Regions from separate parts of the Homo sapiens genome. Here region 1 is linked to region 2. Evidence: read pairs that join two places in POLR2A ChIA-PET (ENCODE). Cell type or tissue: Panc1. All regions are shown on one strand. Links, peaks and the distances in the headings refer to the core of each region. The heading gives the core; the rest is flanking DNA. Region 1 overlaps COPG2 (coat protein complex I subunit gamma 2). Region 2 overlaps KLHDC10 (kelch domain containing 10).

Evidence for each region. ChIA-PET counts read pairs that join two places held together with the same protein. Peaks named below come from ENCODE experiments on the same cell type or tissue, not always from the same donor. Only the 100,000 strongest peaks of a DNase experiment are listed, where the experiment ranks them.
Region 1: POLR2A ChIA-PET joins it to region 2 with 5 read pairs; 3 of 35 experiments call an interaction of 5 or more read pairs at or near these places.

What each region holds. Positions count from the first base shown.
Region 1 is chr7:130,621,729-130,639,283 of GRCh38, reverse strand. The region is part of intron 5 of COPG2 (coat protein complex I subunit gamma 2); the gene reads left to right. Among named protein-coding and RNA genes, the nearest start is that of COPG2, 38 kb to the left of the region's middle. In Panc1, for the core only: no CTCF peak of the experiment used is centred there; a DNase peak (open chromatin) is centred at 6,923.
Region 2 is chr7:130,088,521-130,096,520 of GRCh38, reverse strand. The region is part of intron 1 of KLHDC10 (kelch domain containing 10); the gene reads right to left. Among named protein-coding and RNA genes, the nearest start is that of KLHDC10, 22 kb to the right of the region's middle. RefSeq lists an enhancer at 3,575-3,634. In Panc1, for the core only: a CTCF peak has its summit at 3,920; no DNase peak of the experiment used is centred there.

The DNA.
Region 1 (17,555 bases), core at 3,697-11,696, 540 kb before region 2:
GTGAGCTATATATACAAAACCAAATGAAAATTCTAGAAATGACAGACTATAATATGTAAAGTAAAAAGATTCATTAGCTCAGACGTGGAGGTGTGGCTGGCAAGATGGCCGAATAGGAACAGCTCTGGTCTCCAGCTCCCAGCGAGATCAACGTGGAAGGCGGGTGATTTCTGCATTTCCAACCGAGGTACCCGGCTCTTCTCACTGGGACTGGTTAGACAGTGGGTGCAGCCCCTGGAGGTCAAGTTGAAGCAGGATGGGGCATTGCCTCACCAGGGAAGTGCAAGGGGTTGGGGAACTCCCTCCCCTAGCCAAGGGAAGCTATAAGGGACTGCACCTTGAGGAATGGTGCACTTCAGCCCAGATACTACGCTTTTCCCATGGTCTTCAAACCTGCAGACCAGGAGATTCCCTCTGGTGCCTACGCCACCAGGGCCCTGGGTTTCAAGGACAAAACTGGGCGGCCGTTTGGGCAGACACCGAGCTAGCTGCAGGAGTTTTTTTTTTCATACCTCAGTGGCGCCTGGAATGCCAGCGAGACAGAACTGTTCACTCTTCTGGAAAGGGGGCTGAAGCCAGGGAGCCAAGTGGTCTAGCTCAGTGGATCCCACCCCCACGGAGCCCAGCAAGCTAAGATCCACTGGCTTGAAATTCTTGCTGCCAGCACAGCAGTCTGAAGTTGACCTGGGATACTTGAGCTTGGTGTGGGGGGAGGGGTGTCTGCCATTACTGAGGCTTGAGTAGGTGGTTTTCCGCTCACAGTATAAACAAAGGTGCCCAGAAGTTTGAACTGGGCGGAACCCACTGCAGCTCGGCAAAGCCTCTGTAGCCAGACCGCCTCTCTAGATTCCTCCTCTCTGGGCAGGGCATCTCTGAAAGAAAGGCAGCAGCCCCAGTTAGGGGCTTTTGGATAAAACTCCCATCTCCCTGGGACAGAGCACCTGGGGGAAGGGGCGGCTGTGGGCACAGTTTCAGTAGACTTGAACGTTCCTGCCTGCTGGCTCTGAAGAGGACAGCAGATCTCCCAGAACAGTGCTCAAGCTCTCCTAAGGGTCAGACTACCTCCTCAAGTGGGTCCCTGACCCCTGTGCCTCCTTACTGGGAGATACCTCCCAGCAGGGGTCAACAGACACCTCATACAGGAGAGCTCCAGCTGGCATCTGGCAGGAGCCCCTCTGGGACAAAGCTTCCAGAGGAAGGAACAGGCGGCAATCTTTGCTGTTCTGCGGCCTCTGCTGGTGATACCCAGGCAAACAGGGTCTGGAGTGGACCTCCAGCAAATTCCAGCAGACCTGCAGCAGAGGGTCCTGACTGTTAGAAGGAAAACTAACAAACAGAAAGGAATAGCATCAACATCAACAAAAAGGACATCCACACAGAAACCCCATCTGAAGGTCACCAACATCAAAGACCAAAGATAGATAAATCCACGAGGCTGAGGAAAAACCAGTGCAAAAAGGCTGAAAATTCCAAAAACCAGAATGCCTCTTCTCCAAAGGATCACAACTCCTTGCCAACAAGGGAACAAAACTGGACAGATAATGAGTTTGACAAATTGGCAGAAGTAGGCTTCAGAGGGTAGGTAATAACAAACTCCTCAGAGCTAACGGAGCATGTTCTAACCCAATGTAAGGAAGCTAAGAACCTTGAAAAAAGGTTAGAGGAGTTGCTAAGTAGAATAACCAGCTTAGAAAGAAAATAAATAACCTGATGTAGCTGAAAAACACAGCATGAGAACATCGTGAAGCATACACAAGTATCAATAGCCAAATTGATCAAGTGGAAGAAAGGATATCGGAGATTGAAGATAAATCTAATGAAATAAAGTGTGAAGACAAGATTAGAGAAGAAAGAATGAAAAGGAATGAAAAAAGCCTCCAAGAAATATGGGACTATGTCAAAAGACCAAACCTACGTTTGATTGGCGTACCTGAAAGTGATGGGGAGAATGGAACCAAGTTGGAAAACACTCTTCAGGATATTATCCAGAAGAACTTCCCCAACCTAGCAAGACAGGCCAACATTCAAATTCAGGAAATACAGAGAATATCACAAAGATACTCCTCGAGAAGAGCAACCCCACAACACATAATTGTCAGATTCACCAACGTTGAAATGAAGGAAAAAATGTTAAGGGCAGCCAGAGAGAAAGGTCGGGTTACTCACAAAGGGAAGCCCATCAGACTAACAGTGGATCTCTCTGCAGAAACCCTACAAGCCAGAAGAGAGTGGGGGCCAATATTCAACATTCTTAAAGAAAAGAATTTTCAGCCCGGAATTTTATATCCAGACAAACTAACCTTCATAAGTGAAGGAGAAATAAAATCCTTTACAGAGAAGCAAATCCTGAGAGATTATGTCACCACCAGGCCTGCCTTTCAAGAGCTCCTGAAAGGAGCACTAAATATGGAAAGGAAAAACAAGTGTCAGCCACTGCAAAAACATACCAAATGGTAAAGACCATTGACACTATGAAGAAACTGCATCAACTAATGGGCAAAATAGCCAGCTAGCATCATAATGAAAGGATCAAATTCACATATAACAATATCAACCTTAAATGTAAACTGGCTAAATGCCCCAGTGGAAAGACACAGACTGGCAAATTGGATAAGGAGTCAAGATCCATTGGTGTACTGTATTCAGGAGACTGATCTCACATGCAGAGACACACATAGGCTTAAAATAAAGGGATGGAAGAATATTTACCAAGCAAATGAAAGCAAAAAAAAAAAAAAAAAAAAACCGGTTGCAATCCTAGTCTCTGATAAAACAGACTTTAAACCAACAAAGATCAAAAGAGACAAAGAAAGGCATTACATAATGGTAAAGGGATCAATGCAACAAGAAGAGCTAACTATCCTAAATATATGAAATATAAATGCACCCAATGCAGGAGCACCCAGATTCATAAAGCAAGTTCTTAGAGACCTACAAAGAGACCTAGACTCCCACACAATAATAGTGGGAGTCTTTTAACACCCCACTGTCAGTATTAGACAGATCAACGAAACAGAAAATTAACAAGGATATTCAGGACTTGAACTCAGCTCTGGATCAAGCGGACCTAATAGAAATCTACAGAACTCTCCACCCCAAATCAACGGAATATACATTCTTCTCCACACCACATTGGACATATTCTAAAATTGTCCACATAATTGGAAGTAAAACACTCCTCAGCAAATGCAAAAGAACAGAAATCATAAGAAACAGTTGCTCAGACCATGGTGCAATCCAATTAGAATTCAGGATTAAGAAACTCACTCAAACCATACAACTACATGGAAACTGAACAACCTGCCCCTGAATGACTACTGGGTAAATAATGAAATTAAGGCAGAAATAAATAAGTTCTTTGAAACCAATCAGATCAAAGATACAACGTAACATAATCTCTGGGACACAGCTAAAGCAGTGTTTAGAGGGAAATTTATAGCACTAAATGCCCACAGGAGAAAGCAGGAAAGATCTAAAATCTACACCCCAATATCACAATTAAAAGAACTAGAGAAGCTAGAGCAAACAAATTCAAAAGCTAGCAGAAGACAAGAAATAACTAAGAGCAGAGCAGAACTGAAGGAGATAGAGACACAAAAAATCCTTCAAAAAATCAATGAATCCAGGAGCTGGTTTTTTGAAAAGATTAGCAAAATAGATGGACTGCTAGCCAGACTAATAAAGAAGAGAGAAGAATCAAATAGACACAATAAAAAATGATAAAAGATATCACCACTGATCCCACAGAAATACAAACTACCATAACAGAATACTATAAACACCTCTATGCAAATAAACTAGAAAACCTAGAAGAAATGGATAAATTCCTGGACACACACACCCTCCCGAGACTAAATCAGGAAGAAGTTGAATCCCTGAATAGACCAATAACAAGTTCTGAAATTGTGGCAGTAATTAATAGCCTACCAACCAAAAAAAGCCCAGGACCAGACAGGTTCACAGCCGAATTCTACCAGAGGTACAAAAAGCAGCTGGTACTATTCCTTCTGAAACTGCTCCAAACAATAGAAAAAGAGGGACTCCTCCCTAACTCATTTTATGAGGCCAGCATCATCCTGATACCAAAACCTGGCAGAGACACAACAAAAAAAGAAAATTTCAGGCCAATAACCCTGATGAACATCGATGCGAAAATCCTCAATAAAATACGGGCAAACCGAATCCAGCAGCACATCAAAAAGCTTATCTAGTATGATCAAGTTGGCTTCATCCCTGGGATGCAAGGCTGGTTCAGCATACACAAATCAACAAATGTAATCCATCACATAAACAGAGCCAATGACAAAAACCACATGATTATCTCAATAGATGCAGAAAAGGCCTTTGATAAAATTAAACACCCCTTCATGCTAAAAATTCTCAAAAAACTAGGTGTTGATGGAACGTATCTCAAAATAATAAGAGCTATTTATGACAAACCCACAGCCAATATCATACTGAATGGGCAAAAGCTGGCAGCATTCCCTTTGAAAACAGGCACAAGACAAGGATGCCCTCTCTCACCACTCCTATTCAACATATTATTGGAAGTTCTGGCTAGGGCTATTAAGCAAGAGAAAGCAATAAAGGTATTCAGATAGGAGGAAGTCAGATTGTCTCTGTTTGCAGATGACATGATTGTATATTTGGAAAACCCCATCATCTCAGCCCGAAATCTCCTTAAGCTGATAAGCAACTTCAGCAAAGTCTCAGGGTACAAAATCAGTGTGCAAAAATCACAGGCATTCCTATATATCAATAATAGACAAACAGCCAAATCATGAGTGAACTCCCATTCACAATTGCTACAAAGAATAAAATACCTAGGAATTCAACTTATAAGGGATGGGAAGGACCTCTTCAAGGAGAACTACAAACTACTTCTCAAGGAAATAAGAGAGGACACAAACAAATGGAAAAACATTCCATGCTCATGGATAGGAAGAATCAATACTGTGAAAATGGCCATACTGCCCAAAGTAATGTGTAGAATCAGTGCTATCCCCATTAAGCTCCCATTGGCTTTCTTCACATAATTAGAAAAAAACTACTTTAAATTTCATATGGAACCAAAAAAGATCCCACATAGCCAAGACAATCCTAAGCAAAAAGAACAAAGCTGGAGGCATCACGCTACCTGACTTCAAACTATACTACAAGGATACAGTAACCAAAACAGCGTGATACTGGTATCAAAACAGATACATAGACCAACGGAAAAGAACAGAGGCCTCAGAAATAACACCACACATTTACAACCATCTGATCTTTGACAAACCTGACAAAAACAAGCAATGGGGAAAGGATTCCCTATTTAATAAATGATGTTGGGAAAACTGGCTAGCTATATGCAGAAAACTCAAACTGGACCCCTTTCTTACACCTTATACAAAAATTAACTCAAAATGGATTAAAGACTTAAATGTAAGACCTAAAACCATAAAAACCCTAGAAGAAAACCTCGGTAATACCATTCAGGACATAGGCATGGGCAAAGACTTCATGACTAAAACACCAAAAGCAATGGCAACAAAAGCCAAAATAGACAAATGGGATCTAATTAAACTAAAGAGCTTCTGCACAATGAAAGAAACTATCATCAGAGTGAACAGGCAACCTACAGAATGGGAGAAAATTTTTGCAGTCTATCCATCTGACAAAGGGCTGATATCTAGAATCTACCAAGAACTTAAATTTGCAAGAAAAAAACCACCCCATCAAAAAGTGGGTGAAGGATATGAACAGACACTTCTCAAAAGAAGAGATTATGAAATAAAGCTCATCATCACTGGTCATTAGAGAAATGCAAATCAAAACCACAATGAGATACCATCTCATGCCACTTAGAGTGGCGATCATTAAAAAGTCAGGAAACAACAGATGCTGGAGAGGATGTGGAGAAATAGGAATGCCTTTACACTGTTGGTGGGAGTGTAAATTAGTTCAACCATTGTGGAAGACAGTGTGGCGATTCCTCAAGGATCTAGAACCAGAAATACCTTTAGAGCCAGTAATCGCATTACTGGGTATATATCCAAAGGATTATAAATCATTCTGCTATAAAGACACATGCACATGTATGTTTATTGCAGCACTGTTCACAATAGCAAACACTTGGAACCAGCCCAAATGCCCGTCAATGATAGATTGGATAAAGAAAATGTGGCACATATACACCATGTAATACTATGCAGCCATAAAAAAGGATGAGTTCATGTCCTTTGCAGGGACATGGATAAAGCTGGAAACCATCATTCTCAGCAAACTAACACGGGAACAGAAAACCAAACACTGCATGTTCTCACTCATAGGTGGGAGTTGAACAGTGAGAACACATGGACACAGGGAGAGGAACATCACACACCGGGGCCTGTCTCGGGGTGGGGGGCTAGAGGAGGGATATCATTAGGAGAAGTACCTAATGTAGATGACAGGTTGATGGGTGCAGCAAACCACCGTGGCACATGTATACCTGTGTAACAAACCTGCATGTTCCGCACATGTATCCCAGAACTTAAAGTATAATAATAATAAAAAAAATCATTGGTTCATCTCAGTAGCAGAATGGAGATGTCAGAGGAACAGGTTAGTGAATTTAAAGATAAACCAGTAGAAATAAATCCCAACTGAAAAGAGAGAGAGAAAAAAGAAAACAAAAATAAACAGCCTCACTGGCCTGTGAGACTGTATCAAAGGGCCTAACATTTGTGACATTGAAGTCCCTGAAGAAGAGGAGAAAGGTATTGGTGCGAAAAAAAAATTTGAGAAAATAATGACTGAAAACTTACAAATTTGGAGAAAGATAAATTTACAGACTCAAGAAACTAAGTGAAACTTAGACAAGGTAAATTCAAAGGACTCTGCTCTCAGTCACTTAATGAAACTGCTGAACACCAAAGATGAGGAAAACTGTTGAAAGCACCAAGAGGAACATGATTCATTACATATACACATCACTGTGGGTTTCTCATCAGAAAATCTGGAAGTCTAAAAACAGTGGAACACCAACTTTAAAGTGCTGAAAGAAAGGAAGTGATGACTCAGAATACCATATCCACTGAAAATATCTTCCAGGAATGAAGGTGAAATAAAGACTTCCTCAGATGTAGGTAAACTAAAAGGTATTTGTCACCAGCAGACCTGCTCTACAGTAAATATTATAGTAAATGAAGTTTTTTCAGGCTGAAGGGAGATGACACTAGATTGATCCCACCAAAACAACATATGGATAGTACTTAAAGAAAACAACAACAGCTGAAAACAACTGTCAATCCAGAATTCGATTTCCAGTGAAAATAACTTTCAAAAGTGAAGGTGATAAAAAGGCAATTTCAGACTTAAAAACCGCTGAAAGAATTTATCTCTGACAGAGTCACATTAATTATAAAAGGGATTTTTTTCACCAGGATGAAAATGATAATGAAGATATGGATCTATGCAAAGAAATGAAGAATACTGGAAATGTTAAACTGAGTAGATAAACAAGAAATTTTCCTTGTTTACGTAATTTTAAAAGTTAATTGACTGCTTAAAGAAAAGAATTTAGTATGGAGTTTATAACATATGTAAAATAAAATCTGTGACAAAAATAGCATGAGGCAAAGAAGAGAAATGGTACTTTATTACTATAAAGTTTGTATCCTCTTTATGAAGTGTTTTAGCACTTGAAGAAAATCTAATAGGTTAAAGATTTACTGTATAAAGCCACCACTAAAATAACAATGCAGAATTATAGCTAATAAGCCAACAAAAGAGTTAAATAGAATCATAACATATATTCCACCCAAAAGAAGGTTGGGGAGGAAAAGAAAAGGGAACAAAATTCAGGCCAGGTGCAGTGGCTCACACCTGTAATCCCAGCACACTGGGAGACCGAGGCAGGTGGATCGCCTGAGGTCAGGAGTTGGAGACCAGCCTGGCCAACATGGCGAAACCCCATCTCTACTAAGAATACAAAAATTAGCCAGGTGTGATGGCACGTGCCTGTAATCCCAGTTACTCGGAGAATCATTTGAACCTGGGAGGCGGAGGTTGCAGTGAGCCCAGATGATGCCACTGCACTCCAGCCTGGGTGACAGAGCAAGTCTCCATCTCAAAAAAAAAAAAAAAAAGAAAAGAAAAAGAAAAGGGAACAAAAACCAGATGAGATGAATGGAAAAGAAATAGCAAGATGACAGACTCCAACCCAACCATATCAATAATTACATTAAAGGCACCTATTCTAAACACTTCAATTAAAAGGGAAAGATGGCTAGATTGGATTTTTTTTAAGAGATGGGGTCACTCAGTGCAGTGACATGATCATAGCTCACTGCATCTTTAAACCCCTGGGCTCAAGCGGTCCTCCCAAGTAGTTGGAACTACAGGCATTAGCCACTGTGCCCAGCTCAGATTGGATTTCTTAAAAAAGCCAAATCCAACTTTATGCTGCCTATAAAAACATACCTTAAATATAAAGAAACAAATAGATTAGAAGTAAAAAGATGAAGCAAGATATACCATGCTAACTGTAATCACAAGAAGCTGTATGTCTTCAGATAATGTAGACTCCAGAATAAATAATATTACTAGGGATAAAGGGGTCAGCTTACCAAGAGGACAAAGTAATATTGTTTATGGAGCTAATAACAGAGTTTCACAGTGCTTGAAACAAAAATTGGTAGAATTGAAAGGAGAAATCAACAGATCCACAATTAAAGCTGGAAATTTCAGTACTCATCTCTCAAAAACATAGAGCAAGTATACAGAAAAATTATTAAGGAAAAACAATTTGAACAAGAAAACTGAGACTCTTTGCTGATGACATTGTCTATGTAGAAAATTTGTGGAATCCAACAAAAGCTACAGGAAGTAATAAGTGAGCTTAGCAAATTTGCAGAATACAAGATCAATATGCAAAAATCAATTATGTTGTATATACTTGCCAAGAGCAGTTGTAAGTTGCAATTAATCCTGTTTACAGTAGCATCAAAATATGAAATACTTTGGGGTGAATCTGATGAAAGATGTATAAGATATATAGACTAAAAACTACAAAACATTGGTGATAGAAATTAAATAAGACCTAAATAGGGGCCGGGTGCGGTGGCTCAAACCTGTAATCCCAGCACTTTGGGAGGCCAAGGCAGGTGGATCATGAAGTCAAGAGATCGAGACCATCCTGGCCAACATGGTGAAACCCCATCTCTACTAAAAATACAAAAATTAGGTATGGTGGCGCGTGTCTGTAATCCCAGTACTTGGGAGGCTGAGGCGAGAGAATCACTTGAACCCGGGAGGCAGAGGTTGCAGTGAGCCGAGATTGCGCCATTGCACTACAGCCTGGGCGACAAGAGCGAAACTCTGTCTGAAAAAAAAAAAAGGAAAGGAAAGAAAGAAACAAAATGCTAGTAATTAAAAACAGTAGCAGAGATGAAGATTGCTTTCAGATTCATTCGTAGACTTAACACAGCCAAAGAAAGAATAAATGTACCTGAAGATAGGTCTATAAAAATGCCTAAACTGACACACAAGAAGACTTCCTAAAAAAGAATTTCAAGAGCTGAGAGAATATCAAACAGACTAGCATATGTAGAATTCCAGGAGAAGGGCTAGGCGTGGTGGCGCAAACTTGTAATCCCAGCACTTTGGGAGGCCGAGGTGGGTGGATCACCTGAGGTCAGGAGTTTGAGACCAGCCTGGCCAACTTGGCAAAACCCCCTCTCTATTAAAGATACAAAAAATTAGCCAGGCATGGTGGCATGTGCCTGTAGTCCCAGCTACTCGGGAGGCTGAGGCAGGAGAATTGCTTGAACCCGGGAGGCAGAGGTTGCAGTGAGCCGAGATCACACCACTGCATTCCAGCCTGTATGACAGAGTGAAACTCTGTCTCAAAAAAAAAAAAATGATAATAATAATAAAATTCCAGAAGGAGAAAGGAGAGAGAAAGCATTTGAGGTAATAATGGCCATTTTTTTCCCCAAAATTAATTACAGACAACAAAATGCATGTCCAGAAAGCTCAAAGAACACCACATGGGACACATACACATACCTCTAGGCATATCAGTGAAACTGCCAAAAAGAAAATTTAAATAGAAAATTTTAAAGGTACCCCCCCCAAAAAAGGACAAAACATTATACAAATAGAAACAGATTATAGTAGACTGTTTTTTTCAGAAAACATGCAAGCTAGAAGACAATGTTGTGTCAACTGATAATTTTATACCCAGTGAGACTATCTTTAAAAGGTGATAGAAAAGTAAAGACTTACTAATTTATGAGACAGCATCTTGCTCTGTTGTCCAGGTTGGAGTGCAGTGGCATGACTCCTGTGCTCAAGCAGTCTTCCTATCTCAGCCTCCTGAGTAGCTAGGACTACAGGCGAACACTACTATGCCTGACTAATTTTTTATTTTTGTTTTTGTAGAAAGAGGTCTCATTACGATGCTCAGACTGGTCTTGAACTTCTGGCATCAAGTGATCCTCCTGCCTCGGCCTCCCAAAGTGCTGGGATTACTGGGATGAGCCACTGTGCCCAGCCTAAAGACTTTCTTACACAACAAAAACTGATAATTTATTGGTAGCTGTCTTACTCTGCAAGAAATGTTAAAGGATATTCTTCAGATAGAAGGAATATGATACCAAGCAGAAACTTGGAGCTACACAAAAAGAACACTGGAAACAAGCCAGGGCAAAATCACATTCACTTTTTTCTTTTTGAAAAATTATTCTGGACAATAGCTGTATGTCTAAAACAAAAAATAGTAGTGTAATGTGTTTAAAGCATATATAAAAATATATTAGAACAATTGCACAAAGAATAGAAGGAAAGTATTGGGAATATACCCTTGAGAGGTTCTTATTCTAGCCATGAAGTGATACTCTTAGTTATTAAGTAAAGATATAAACCCTGGGGCAACAACTAAAAAAAATTTAAAGAAGTATAAACAATAAACTAGTAAAGGAAGTAAAATGGAATAATAAAAATAGTTGGTACCAAAGTTATTAAAGGAAAAAAGTGTTCAGTTAACCCAAACTCAGGCAGAAAGGGGGCGGGGGTAGAGGAGATGGGCAGAGAAACAAAGACCAGATGGAACAAATATAAAACTAGCCAGACCACAGACTGATTTGAGGAATAATAAAACTGTAGTCTCCTGCAAAACAACAACAAAAACAAAAACAGAAAACAAACTAACAAGACCACAGATTTCAATCCAGTCATAATCAGTAATTATATTAATAATGGATTGTCTAAACACACCAGTTGAATGACATGTATGGACTTCTCGTTAGTTGAAGACAATGAAGGCTGTATACTAATCAATGACTCAAAATCTCCCTAAATGATAAGAAACAATTTTACAACTACAGTTGTTCTTGGTAAAACTACATCCTCAGAGTTATTTCAGTTCAGAGAATACTGAAAAGTATGAAACCACTTTGAGTAAAAAGAAAAACTGCCAAATGCCAGTATGGTAATTCCTCATCCCTCCCCTGAACCGCACCCCGCCCCCCGAACCACACCCCCCACCCCCCGCATCCCCAAAGTCTTTGGGGCAAGCAGTGGCCAACCACTAAGGTTGTAGATAGATAGAAGAGGGAGGTTAGCAACCACCAGGCAGGAACAACAACTAGAAAGATTAAAGTTGTTGCTGTGGGTAGTGACTATCTGGGGCTGGTGTCATGAAGACGGTAAAAAGAATTGCCCAAGATGGGTGTAGGTAAAGAAAGACGGATTCTTTAAAAAAGTGGAAACATGTTGCTAGGGTGCAATGGCCCAGTCAGCAAGAGTGGAGCTGACTTCAGGGAGACAAAGGCTTGCCTGGGATTTTATAGGATGGTGCTCTTGCTGTGCTGAAGAGGGCTTTGTGCAGTACTGATAACACCAAGGTTGCAGTTAGCTAACTTGCATTTTTCTATTAGCTGATGGTCTAGTGATAAGTTGGGCATAGGAAGATTGTGAATTATTTGTGCAGGAGGGCTATGTGTCCTAGACCATGAAGAAAGGCCGACTTACAGCTTATCTGCGTTCTCTTTTTGCTTTTCCTTGGTCCTGCCAGCCTGACTTCTTTTCCCTGATTAGGACTCCACAGTTGTAATTCAGAAAATACTAAAAAGTTAGTGGGGAAGATAAGAGCATTTACTATAGGAAACGGATTTCAAAGTGTACTTGATTTAAAGATTTAAGCACAATAGAAAAGCCTGGGCAACATGGTGAAACCTCATCTCTACCAAATAAGGAAAATACGTAAATTACGTGGGCATGGTGGGCATGCTTGTGGTCCCAGCTACTCAGGAGGCTGAGATGAGAGAATTGCTTGAGCCTGGGAGGTGGAGGTTTGCCATGAGCCAGTATCGTGCTACTGCACTCCAGCCTTGGCAACAGAGCGACCCTGTCTCAGAGGCTAGACATACAATTTAAAGAGAAATACTCAACATAAAAGGGCAAATGTAATTTAAAAGGACCACCACAACATAAAGGGACAGTGTTCCAAACATACACTTCTCCAGGAGAAAAAAGGCAAAAAGGAAAAAAGAAGTGCCTTTTGGCAATCAGGTGTCAATGGGAAAAGGAAGGAAAGGTGGATATTTAGGGTCTTTCAAGGTCTAAGTGTAAGAGTTAAAGAAAGAGGAAAGAAACATGAAAAGCAGCTCAACAGTCAAAGATAGGTTTATTTTGGAGAATAAACATGAGAGGGACTTCTGGCCGATTTCGTTCAGGAGCGCTCTCTCTTATAGACTAAGAGTATTCATTAGCCAGGCATGGTGGCTCACGCCTGTAATCCCAGCACTTTGGGAGGCCGAGTTGGGTGGATCATGAGGTCAGGTGTTCGAGACCAGCCTGGCTAACAAAGTGAAATCCTGTCTCTACTAAAAAATAGAAAAAAAAAAAAAAAAAAAAATTAGCCTGGTGTGGTGGCAGGCACTCGGGAGGCTGACATCTCTCTGGCCCGAGGGGAAGTTGTCTCGGGGCTGGCATGTCTCTGGTCAGGGAGGGGTTTATTTTATGGTTGGAATGTTTCTGGTTGGAGATGTCATTTGTGATTTATGGTCATGCTGAATTTGGGGGAAAAAAGGCAAATCACTACATAACTACATATCAGAATCTATAGACTATATAGCACTGCAAGATGACTGTAGTTAACAGTTATTTATTATGTATTTTCAAATAGCTCAGAGAGGATTTTGAATGTTCCCAGTAAAAGAAATGATAAATGTTTGAGGAGATGGATGTGCTAATTACCCTGATGTGATAACTATGCATTCTATGTATCAAAACATCACTGTGTACCCCATCAGTATATACAATTATTATGTGTCAGTTAAAAATAAATTATTAAATCTATATGGTGAATTAAAGGAGTGATCAAAGAAAAACTCATTGCAGTAAATACCTTTTATCAATGAAAAGGAAGGAATAAAAAGTGAATTAAATTCTTAGCTCAAAAAAACTAGGTAAAGAACAACAAAGTAATTCAAAAGAAAGCATATGATAGGAATTAGTATAGATAAAAACAGAAATTAATGAGGAAAAAATAGAAAAACATATCTAATTATTAAATCAAAATCCTATTTTTGAAAAAATTAACAATATAAATAAACCCGTAAGCTAAGTTGGTAAAAAAAAAAACGGAGAAAGCATAAATATGCAAAATAAATGACAAGGGAGAAACAGAAGAAATGTAAAAATCAAAAGACAAATTTGTAGTCTTTGAAATAAATTTGAAACCTAGATTTAATGGATAATTTTTTAGGCAAATACAGCTTGTCAAAAATGACCCCCTTTTTTTTTTAATGGGGAAACACTAGAGGCATTTCCACTAAGATCAGGAACCACAGCAAGGATGTTCATTATCTTCACTGCTATTCAACATTGTGCTGGAGGTATTTAGCAATGCAGTTAGGCAAGAGAAACCAAGTTGAAACATAAGAATGAGTTAACAAAGAAGTAAAGCTATCTGTTTTTAGATGATGTGATTGAATACCTAGGAACCCCAGATAATCAGTAATAAAATGAACTCAATAATTTAGTGGGACAGCAGGATATAAAATTCATATATAATAATCAATAGTCTTCTTATTTCTCAAAAGAAGATATACAGACAGCCAACAAACATATGAAAAAATGCCCAACATCACTAATCATCTAGGAAAAGCAAATTAAAACCACAATGAGATACCACTTTATTTCTGCCAGAATGGCCGTAATTAAAAAGTCAAAAAACAATAGATGTTGGCATAGATGTGATAAAAAGGGAACATTATTACACTGCTGATGGGAATGTAAATTAGTACAACCACTATGGAAAACAGTATAGAGATTCTTTAAAGAGTTAAAAGTAGAACTGCCATTCGACCCAGCAATCCCACTACTGGGTATCTACTCGAAGGAAAAGAAGTCATTATATGAAAAAGACACATGCACATGCATGTTTATAACAGCACAGTTCACAATTGCAAAGACGTGGAACCAACCTAAGTGCCCATCAGTCAACAAGTAGATTAAGAAAATGTAGTATGTATATACACCATGGAATACAGCCATAAAAAGGAACAAAAGAATGTCTTTTGCAGCAACTTGGATGGAACTGGAGGCCATTATTCTAAGTCAAGTAACTTGAATGGAAAACCAAGTATCGTATGTTTAACTTACAGGTGGGAGCTAAGCTACAAGGACACAAAGGCAAAAGAATGACATAATGGACTTTGGGGCTTGGAAGAGGGGAAGGTTAGGAGGGGGTGAGGGATAAAAGACTACATATTGGGTACCGTGTACACTGCTTGGGTGATGGGTGCACTAAAATCTCAGAAATCACCACTAAAGAACTTATCTATGTAACCAAAAACCACCTGTACCCCTAAAACTATTGAAATAAAAAAGTAAAAAAAATCAATAGTCTTCATAGAAACAGCACATAGAGGACATAATAGTAGATAGAACCCCATTTACAACAACAACCAAAAAGATTAAACACTCAGGAATACATTTGACAATAAATGTACAAAACTTAGAAAAAATATTAAGCCCCTTACTCTTGTCTGAATGTTTGTGTCCCCCCAAGTATGTATTTTCAATTCCTAACCTCCAAGTTCATGGTGTTGGGAAGTGAGGCCTTTGGGGGTGATTAGATTATGAGGATGGAGCCCTTGGGATTGGAATTAGTGCCCTTATGAAAAGACTGCAGAGAGCTAGCTAGTCTCTTCTACCATGTGAAGACACAGCTAGAAGAGATGCCATCTGAACCAGGAAACAGGACCTTGCCAGTCACCAGATTTGCCAGTATCTTGATCTGGGACTTCCTAGACTCCAGAATTATGAAAAATAAATGTTTATTGTTTATAAGAAACCTAGTCTGTAATATTTTGTTATAGCAGCCCAAATAGACTAAGATATTCCTGAAAGACTCAAAGTATACTTAAACAAATATAAAGATACCTTGTTTTTTGAAAAAAAAAATTGTTTTATTTTTCAATTTTTTTCCTTGAGACAAGGTCTCATTATGTTGCCCAGGCTGTCCTCAAACTCCTGGCTCAAGCAATCCTCCCACCTCAGCCTTCTGAGTAGCTGGGGCCGTAGCATGCACCACCATGCCCAGAGTTATTGCCTGTTTTTTAATAGGCCAACTCAATGTTATAAAAATTTTATTCCTCCCTAAACTAATTTATAAATTCAATGGAATCCCAATGAAAATACCAACAGGAGTTAGGCAGGTTGGTACTAAAGTTCACGTGGAAAATATAATGTAAGAATAGCTGGGAAGTCACTGAAAAAGGAAAACCATGAGGGATTGGGTAGAGGGGAGAGGAAGCTAGCTCTACTAGTCAGTAAATCTAAGGCGTGTACAATTAAAACAGCATGGTACTGGCACATGAACAGACTAACAGACCGTGGAATAAAATTGTGTGGTGACTCTATAATGTGGTCACCTTGGTCAGACTGATCTATGTTTTTCAGATACAATCTGATACAAATGGAAAGTACAGAATTAGACCCATGGAATAGACTAAGACAGCATCCCATCTGTACCCCAAATGTGAATTAGAGACCCTGGTTCCTGGGGCCAGTGTTTTTCAGGTGTGAAAAGACAGAAGCATTTAACTCATTGGCCCTTGATTCCTGTTGGTTGAGGATTATCTTTAGCACAGAAATACCCCACACTTCAGGATTATATATTTCTGAGTGACACGTTGGCAACCACAGGCAGCTGACACTCCCATGTCAGAGAAGTCAGGGCCACAAACTGAGCCAGTTTGCATATTTGGAATGATGATCACTGTTAGGTCACTTTGGATTCTTCATTCTAGTGAAGGTAAGGAAAGTGCTACCGTACTCATAGAGGTCATTGACCTTGATTCCTGTCAGGAGCTAGGATCATTTCTGTATAATGGTGGCAGAAAGGACTCTGTCTAGAATTCATGGTATTCCCTTGAGTATATTTTGGTGCTTTCTTGCCTCTGACAGTGGTGGTAGGGGTAGAGAACAATCAGTGGTTCAATCAGGGTGCACCCAACACAGGGCTTACATCCTTTGGGATAAAGGTTTGAGTCAACTATTGGAGAAGTAGCCAAAACCAGGTAAAGTGCTGGCCAGTGGGGAAGGAAATGTAGAATGGGTGGTTTTAGGAAGGAGATGATGAATATCAATTATGGCCTTGGAATTAGTTGTAGCAGCAAGGATTGAACTATGTTCCACTCACCTTCCTTTATTTAGTCTTTTGTAGAAATAGTGATTGCTACCGTCTTGAAGCCTCCATGATAGATTAGACTTAATGGAGGACATGAACAAATTTGAGGGATGGAAAGGGTAGACTGTATTGGACACCTCTTTTGAGCCACTTCACATGGTCTCAGGCCTTATCTGTGATTCCAGCTGTGGCATCATGAGCAAGTCTTTTGGGGCTCAGCTCACTGGCATTGTTACTGCCTTACTTCAGGTATGCACTGAGTGTTTTTTGCCTACTCAGATTCACTTGCAGCTCACGTGTATACTCCCCAGAAGTATGGGGGAATTAATACTCTGGGGTTAACGTTCAGCCAGGGGCTAACAGTTAGTGGTTCTGAGATGTATTTCATAAGGCTCCTCGGAAGATTGCTCATTAAATAACCAGTGGCCAGCATCAGTGACCCACTCAAGGAAAGGTCTTTATATTGTTTTTACCTCCTTCCCTGTTCATTTCCCTGTCATTCACTTCACCGTCTGAACACCTTCCTAAATAAACTACCTTTATGCAAGCCTTTGCTGTCAGGACAGCCAAAGCTATGACAGAGGTATAGAACATGGGTTGACAAGCTATGGTACATGGCCAAAACCATGTAAATAAAGTTTTTTTGTTGTCTTTTTTTTTTTTTTTTTTTTTTTGAGATGGAGTCTCGCTCTGTCTCCCAGGGTGGAGTACAGTGGCATGATCTTGGCTCACTGCAACCTCCATCTCCTGGGTTCCAGTGACTCTCCCACCTCAGCCTCCCGAGTAGCTGGGATTATAGGTGTGGGCTGCCACACCCAGCTAATTTTTTGTGTTTTTAGTAGAGACGGGGTTTCACTATGTTGGCCAGGCTGGTCGCGAACTCCTGACC
Region 2 (8,000 bases), core at 1-8,000:
TGTTCTCTTCAAGGTTATATTAATTATATGGTTAAGAAGATAAAGCAATGGGCACCATTCTTTAAATACGAAATAAGCTGACTCTACTATAATTAAATTTTAAAACAGCAACCAAATTAAACAAACATTTAATATCTTGGCACTTCCATGGGGGAAGGGAGGGAAGGGGCTCATCTGCCTTCCCAGGAAGCAAATTACCTCCATGTTAACCCCAATTAAAATATGTTTTCTTATAAAATAGAATAAAAACCTAATTAAATTAATGGAACTATTATGGGGTAATTATCTCTTTTCCCAAAGTTTTGATCGCTCCCAAATATAGCTCTTATTGACAATAAAAACAATTAACACTTGCATAATGTTTAGGGTTTACAAAGAGCTTTCACATATATTACCTCATATAATTCTCACAACAATCCTGTATTGATTCAACAATCATTTTATTAAGCATCTGCTATGCCTGGAGCCCTATGCTAGGACCTGAGATTGCAAAACAAGGACATGATTCCTGCTCTTCAGAGCCCATGGTCTCATAAGGAAGGCAGATGTGTAAACAAATAATTACGTTACTGTGAAGGAATTGCTGTAACAGGAGCTAACAAAATACTTTGAAGAAGATAGTATCATCATAATTTTTCAAGCAAGGAAGCTAAAGGAAAATTAAATGACTTAATGCCAGAGCCAGGATTCAAGTGAGGCCTTCTGACTCTAAAAACTTGCCTCTTCCCACTACACCATATTTTATCCTGTCTTAAATTCCCTAGAAAAAGAACAGTTTTTATTTTTGGCAACTGGAAATATATATTCAGATGTCCATTAGCAGGGTCTAGTTTGCTTACTACAGAACTTGTACATAGAGATATACAGATTCTGTATAATGAAATGGCATCACCTGCACATTTGCACTTAATTTTGTAGAGAATACAGACTCATGGAAAAGGAGAATTATTTATTTTGCAAAATGATTTATCTTTTAATAGTCTAAGTCTTTTAAATCAATGATTCTCAAATGCTGGTCTACAGACCACTGCTAGGCTAAGGTGAAGATTCACCAGTCCAACATAAAATGAGAAAAATATGGACAAGGCAATAAGTTTTTCAAAAAGCTAAAATGTTCCATTTAAAGGCCTGCTCCTTTTTCAGAGATTAGAACCTTTTTGTTGTTAAATATTCTTTACTTTATGAAATGATGCTGATAAGAAAATGGTAGTTGGTTTTCTTTTTAATATTTTTTCGTGGAAAAACTGAAAATTTGCAAGCCCATATCTACTATAAATATACATATATGGATAAATATAAGTATATATATATTTTTAATGTACAGGTTTATGACATTCAACAATCTTAGAGAACCATTGTTTTAAATCAATACAGTATGTGTTGAGATGACTCCAGAGTCCAAAATTGTAAACCACACTGTCAAAGGATACATTAAATATATAAGAAACTTCCCTTGCCCTTAAGTTTACATTCTAATTAGGGAGACAAGACAGACACACAAAACAATTAGCAATACAAGACAGAATATAACAAGTGATTAGCTTAAAATTTGACATTTTTATGTATCAAAAGCGTTAAAATGTACATACCCTTTGACCCAGCTATTCCACTTCTAGGAATCTATTCCTAAAGAAACAATCATAGATGCATGGAAAGATGTATGGACAAAGATATTAACTATGGTATTATTTATAATGGTAAAAAATTAGAAACACTTTCAATGTCCAATGATAGGGGATGGTTAAGTATGCTAAATAAACATACTTAAATATGCTCATATTCTACATACCACTGAAGAGTATATACAAAACTATTTATTAACATGACAAAACATTCACAATATATTGCAAATGAAAAATACAATGTACAAAATAGTATTAAAGTATGATACCATTTTAGTAAAGAAAAAAGTATTTTTATATATTCAGAAAAAATACAGGAAAGATTACATCAAATTAATGTATTTGACTGTAGTTATCTTTGGATGGTTCTAATGAATTATTTTTGTTTTTTCCCCTTTATGATGGTCTTTATTTTCCAAGCTCTCTGAGTAGGCATTACTTTTAGACTGGAAGAAAAACAATACTGTATTATTTTAATTTTTTAAAAAAGTGATTAGAAAAAAATACTGGAAAGAAACATACCAAAGTCTTAACACTGGTTATGATTGGGCTTGAGATTATTACCTCTTTTACGTTATCCATAAATTCTACGATATATGATTTTATAATGGAAAAATATTAAAAACTACTTTGGAGTAACACTGAGGGAATAACATTAAAAATTACCAAACTGGGCCTGGCGTGGTGGCTCACACCTGTAATCCCAGCGCTTTACGAGGCCAAGGCGGGCAGATCACTTGAGGCCAGGAGTTTGAGACCAGCCTGGCCAACATGCCAAAACCCCATCTCTACTAAAAATATATAAAAATTAGTCAGGCGTGGTGGCAGGTGCCTGTAAACCCAGCTACTCAGGAGGCTGAGACAGGAGAATTGCTGGAACCCAAGAGGCGGAGGTTGCAGTGAGCCGAGATCGTGCCACTGAATTCCACTCTGGGCGACAGAGTGAGACTCTGTCTCAAAAACAAAAACAAACAAAAATAATTAACACACCAAAACTGTAATAAAAAACCCTTTTTATGTCTTCTCAGGGCTTCTATCAAACATCTTTGGCATGTCTCTCTCTCAGCAACCAGCATAAGTCTGTATGCACAGACTCCTGTTGACTCTGCGGAGGTTATTCAATCAAGGCAGGCACTGACTTCAAAACCCATTTTATTCTTTCACCCAAAGAGCAGAAAAAAGAGAAACCAGCAACATAACAGTGTGACGCCAACACAAATGTACTTCTTAAATTTTTAAATAAATGTATGCCTCTCCAGTTTCATATAAATATATTACTGGTCTGAACTTTTATTCATTGAGTTTTAATTTTTATATATTCAAAGTGCCAACCTTCCTACGTGATAGCTTCGACTCTTCAAAACAAAAATATAGGCCGGGTGTGGTGGCTCATGCCTGTACTCCCAGCACTTTGGGAGGCTGAGATGGGCAGATCACCTGAGGCCAGGAGTTTGAGACCAGCCTGGCCAACATGGTGAAACCCCATCTCTACTAAAATACAAAAAAAATTAGCTGGGCATGGTGTCATGCACCTGTAGTCCTGGCTACTCGGGAGGCTGAGGCAGGAGAACTGCTTGAGGGCAGGAGAACTGCTTGAGCCCAGGAGGCAGAGGTTGCAGTAAGCCAAGATCACGCCACTGCACTCCAGCCTGGGCGACAGAGTAAGACTCTGTCTCCACAAAAATAATAATAATAATAATTTCTTCAATAACTTCATCAATATTTTATTTTTTGCTAGTTTTTAGTTTTTTCTCTTTCTTACTATGTTTACTTCACTATAAATATAACATAGTCATTGGCTGAATTAAGATGGTAGGCTGAGCACAGTGTGAGCAAGCTCACCTTCCCCTAAAATCTCCCAAATAACAAAAAAAAGTCATTAAAAAAAAAAAGACATAATTAAAAGAAAACAAGAAATGCCCTTAGTGGACTAATACTATGAGGAATCACTGGAAGATGAAAAGCAGATAGAATCGGACTAAAGAAGACACCACAGTCCTACACACCAAGAGCAGAGGACCAGGGCAAGTGGAGGGACCAACTCTCGGGGTCAACTAAGCCCCAAGGTAAAAGACAGCAGGAAGAAGTGAAACCATTTTAAACATTTACAGCCTAAGTGATTGGAGTGTAGCACAGAAGTTACATAGCAGGTTAACCCCTCCCAGCCATCTACCTCTTTGAGTCAAGCATTATAGAATAGAGGTATTTGCTCCCAGATGGGAACAGTGGCAAAAACAACAAAGGTGTCACTCTCCAGCTAGAACAATCAGTGTGAACACTGGGATCAGAGGGAGAAGGTAGAACCCCGTGGGGATACTAACACCCAGGCAGAAGAGGGGACAGTCACACTGAAGGAGCCTGGCAAGTAGTACACTTCATCTCATTGCTTACTCCATCCCTATCCACAATCTGTGGAGACCTGCTGCAATAAACAGATTTAACACTCACAGCAAGGCTAACTAGGACTCACGATAAAGATGATTGAGCATAAAACTAAGGCCCAAGCATGAAGAAGTATTATAGAAAAGTATATTAAAAAGTTAAGACACAAAAGAGAATCGAACAATATTAAAATTTCAACTAGCTTTTTGTTTGTTTTGCCAAAATGAACAAGCTAATCCTATACTTCAGATGGAAAAAAGCAAGAAACCCAGAATATCAAAACAATCTTGAAAAAGAAGTGAAAGAAGACTCATACTTCCTCATTTCAAAACTTTCTGGAAAGATACAGTATTCAAAAAGTGTGGTACTGGCATATGGATGGACATACAGATTAAATTAATGAAATTGAGAGTCCAAAAGTAAACCCTAACATCCACAGTGTCAACTGATTTTTTTGACAAGGGTGACAAGACTATTCAGTGGGGAATAAATAGTCTTTTCAACAAATTGTCCTGGGACACTTGGATATAGTTTTACATTTAGAATTCTATACCTACTCCAACTCTTGCTTAAGAAGGAGAGTGAAATAAAGAAATTTTTTTATATGCAAGGGCCCAAAAAGTTTGCTTCCTTCAGACTTCTAATGAAATAATTACTCAAAGATATATAATTGGATTGTTTTTTTAAAAAATTAATGCAAGAATAACAAACAAGGCCCAAGAAAAGGGTAAGCAGAGAAACCAGTAAAACCTTTAAGTCTAAATATGCACTGACTGGGGAAAAAAACATTACTAACATTCAGAACTATAATCTCAGATGCTATCAACAGGAATATTTATAAGGGTAGGAAGGGAGGCTGAGAGAAGGAAAACCAGAAGAACATTAAAGTATCTGTCTTATTCAGATGAAGGATATAGAAAATGACTAATATAGATATTGATGAAAAAATATAAATTGAGGTATTGTGTAAAAGATTTAAGAATACTAGCTGGCTTCACTGGTGAATTCCTCCAAACATTTAAGAGCCAATTGCCAAGTCAAATTGATAGAAGTAACCAAAGGTCTCATTCTAGAGAACCTGAAGACACATGTAAGAAGTCAGTTCTGATTTTCTAAAAATGAGAGAGACTAGTTAACAGTAGTTGCCAAAGTGTTTTATCAAAACTGATCATGGTGGCAAGGATGCAGAGGAACTGGATGAGTTATACTTTGCTGGGAGGAATGTAAAATGATACACACATACTCTGAGAGACAGTATGGCAGTTTCCTACAAAACTAAACATATACTTACCATACAACTCAACAATTACATTCTTGGCCATTTACCCCAGAGAAATGAAAACTTATGTCCACACAAAAACCTGTACACAAACGTTCCTAACAGCTTTATTCACAATAGCCAAAACATGGAAGCAATCCCAATGTCCTTCAGCGAAATGAATGGTTAAACCTGTGGTAAAACCATGAACTATTGATACATGCAACCAATAGGAAAAAAAAAATAGTGTCAAAAGGTTACATACTGTATGATTTTACTCACATAGCATTCTTGAAATGACAAAATTTTAGAGAACAGATTAGTGGTCACTAGGGGTTTGCCAGGGAAGGTGGCTGTGGCTGTATCAGGGCACCACCAGGGAACCTTGTGATGGAACTGTTCTGTATCTTGACTGTGGTGGCCACACGAATCTAACATGAAATAAAATTGTACAGAATATGATACACACACACACACACACACACACACACGAGTATGTGTAAAACTGATGAAATCTGAGTAAGGTCACTGGATTGTATCAATGTCAATTTCCTAGTTGTGTTATTGTACAATAGTAACAGGATGTTATCATTCCAAGAAATTGCCTGGGGAAGGGTATATGGATCTCTCAGTATTATTTCCTTCCCTTCTCTCTTTTTTTTTTTTTCTTTAAGACAGAGTCTTGCTCTGTCACCCAGGCAAGAGTGCAGTGGCATGATCTTGGCTCAATGCAACCTCCACCTCGTGGGCTCAGGCGATCCTCCTACCTCAGCCTCTCAAGTAGCTGGGACTACAGGTATGTGCCACCACACCTGCCTAATTTTTGTATTTTTTGTAGAGATAGGGTCTCACCATGTTACCCAGGCTGGTCTCAAACTCCTGGGCTCCAATGATTTGCCCACCTCGGTCTCCCAAGTGGTGGGATCACAGGTGTGAGCCACTGCACCCAGCCAATATTATTTCTTAAAACTGTAAATCAATCTACAATTCTCAAAGTAAAAGGTATAAAAATTAAATAAAAACCAAAAAGAAGAAAAAAAAGATGGTGCCAATATGGAATAGCTTACATTCAAAAATGATATCTCTAAAACAATTATGAATATTTAACAATTAGAACTATTAGGCCAAGGCGGGCAGATCACCTGAGGTCAGGAGTTCGAGACCAGCCTCAACATGGAGAAACTCCGTCTCTACTAAAAAAAATACAAAATTAGCCAGGCGTGGTGGTGCATGCCTGTAATCCCAGCTACTCGGGAGGCTGAGGCAGGAGAATTGCTTGAACTTAGGAGGCAGAGGTTGCGGTGAGCCAAGATCGCGCCATTGCACTCCAGCCTGGGCAACAAGAGCGAAACTCCATCTCAAAAAAAAAAAAATGAAAACTATTGAATCAGAGAAAATGATCCAAGAATTCTGACTTAGGTGGCTACAACATGTGGTACAGTCCTACTCCTATATACAATTCAGGATCTATAAAGAATTTCAAAAGAGAAGCAAATTAATACTGTATTTGGAATCGCTGCACAGTTGTACAGATTGCTTACTGCACAAGAGCTCCAGGCAAAGTGTCTAAGGGAGGCTAAATCCAGCCTTCACTCTATTCTCCAATGTACCCATGGGACTATGTCTACCTGGAAGAGGAACCTTTTTAAAATTTCACAATGGCATACATTGAGCTAACAGTGACCTACTTGTTAAGTAAATGACTTTCTTTTAAATTTAGGATAATCGACATTTATTATCTACTCTATGCCAAACACCTTTATATACTGAGTATCTACTCTATGCTTAGCACTTATAAATACTCTTTTTTTTGGCGGGGCATGGGAGAAGTAGACACAGGGTCTAGCTATGTTGCCCAAGCTGGTCTTGAACTCCTGGACTCAAGAAATCCTCCTGCTTCTGTCTCCCAATAGGGAGACAACAGGCATGTGCCATCACACCTGGGTCATTTTTGTTTATATTGTAGAGATGGGGCCGGGGTTTCACCATGTTACCCAGGCTAGTCTCAAACTCCTGAGATTACAGACATGAGCCACCATGCCCAGCAGTCTTTTTCAATTTTTTTTGTGATTCTAAGAAGTTTCGGACAAGGGGAAAAATTTAAAAGATAAAAGTTCATTTTAAAATATATGTTTTTTTTTTACTGTACATGGGTTTTTTTCTGTAAGATTTACCAAACATCTTGCCTGCATTTGTACTTTATATGTATCGATGTGAATGTGCCTATCTTGAAATATTAACTATAGCCAGAGATTGTTTTTCTTAATTGAGTATCATCTCCTTCCTTTTTATCTCCAGTAAAACTTCACTTAGAAAAATAAATTGAGGCCAGGGGCGATGGCTCAGGCCTGTAATGCCAGCATTTTGGGAGGCTAAGGAAGGTGGATCACTTGAGGTCAGGAGTTCAAGACCAGCCTGGCCAACATGGTGAAATCCTGTCTTTACTAAAATAGCTGGGTGTGGTGGCGGGTCCCTGTAATCCCAGCTACTCGGGAGGCTGAGGCAGGAGAATCACCTGAACCTGGGAGGCAGAGGTTGCAGTGAGCCGAGATTGTGCCACTGCAGTCCAGTTTGGGTCACAGAGTGAGATTGTCTCAAAAAAAAAAAAAGAAAGAAAGAAAGAAAGAAAAAGAAAAACAAAAAACCAAACTAGAAAAGTGATCAATTTTGAAAGTGAAGACACGGCCGGGACTGGTGGCTCAGGCCTGTAATCCCAGCACTTTGGGAAGCTGAGGAAG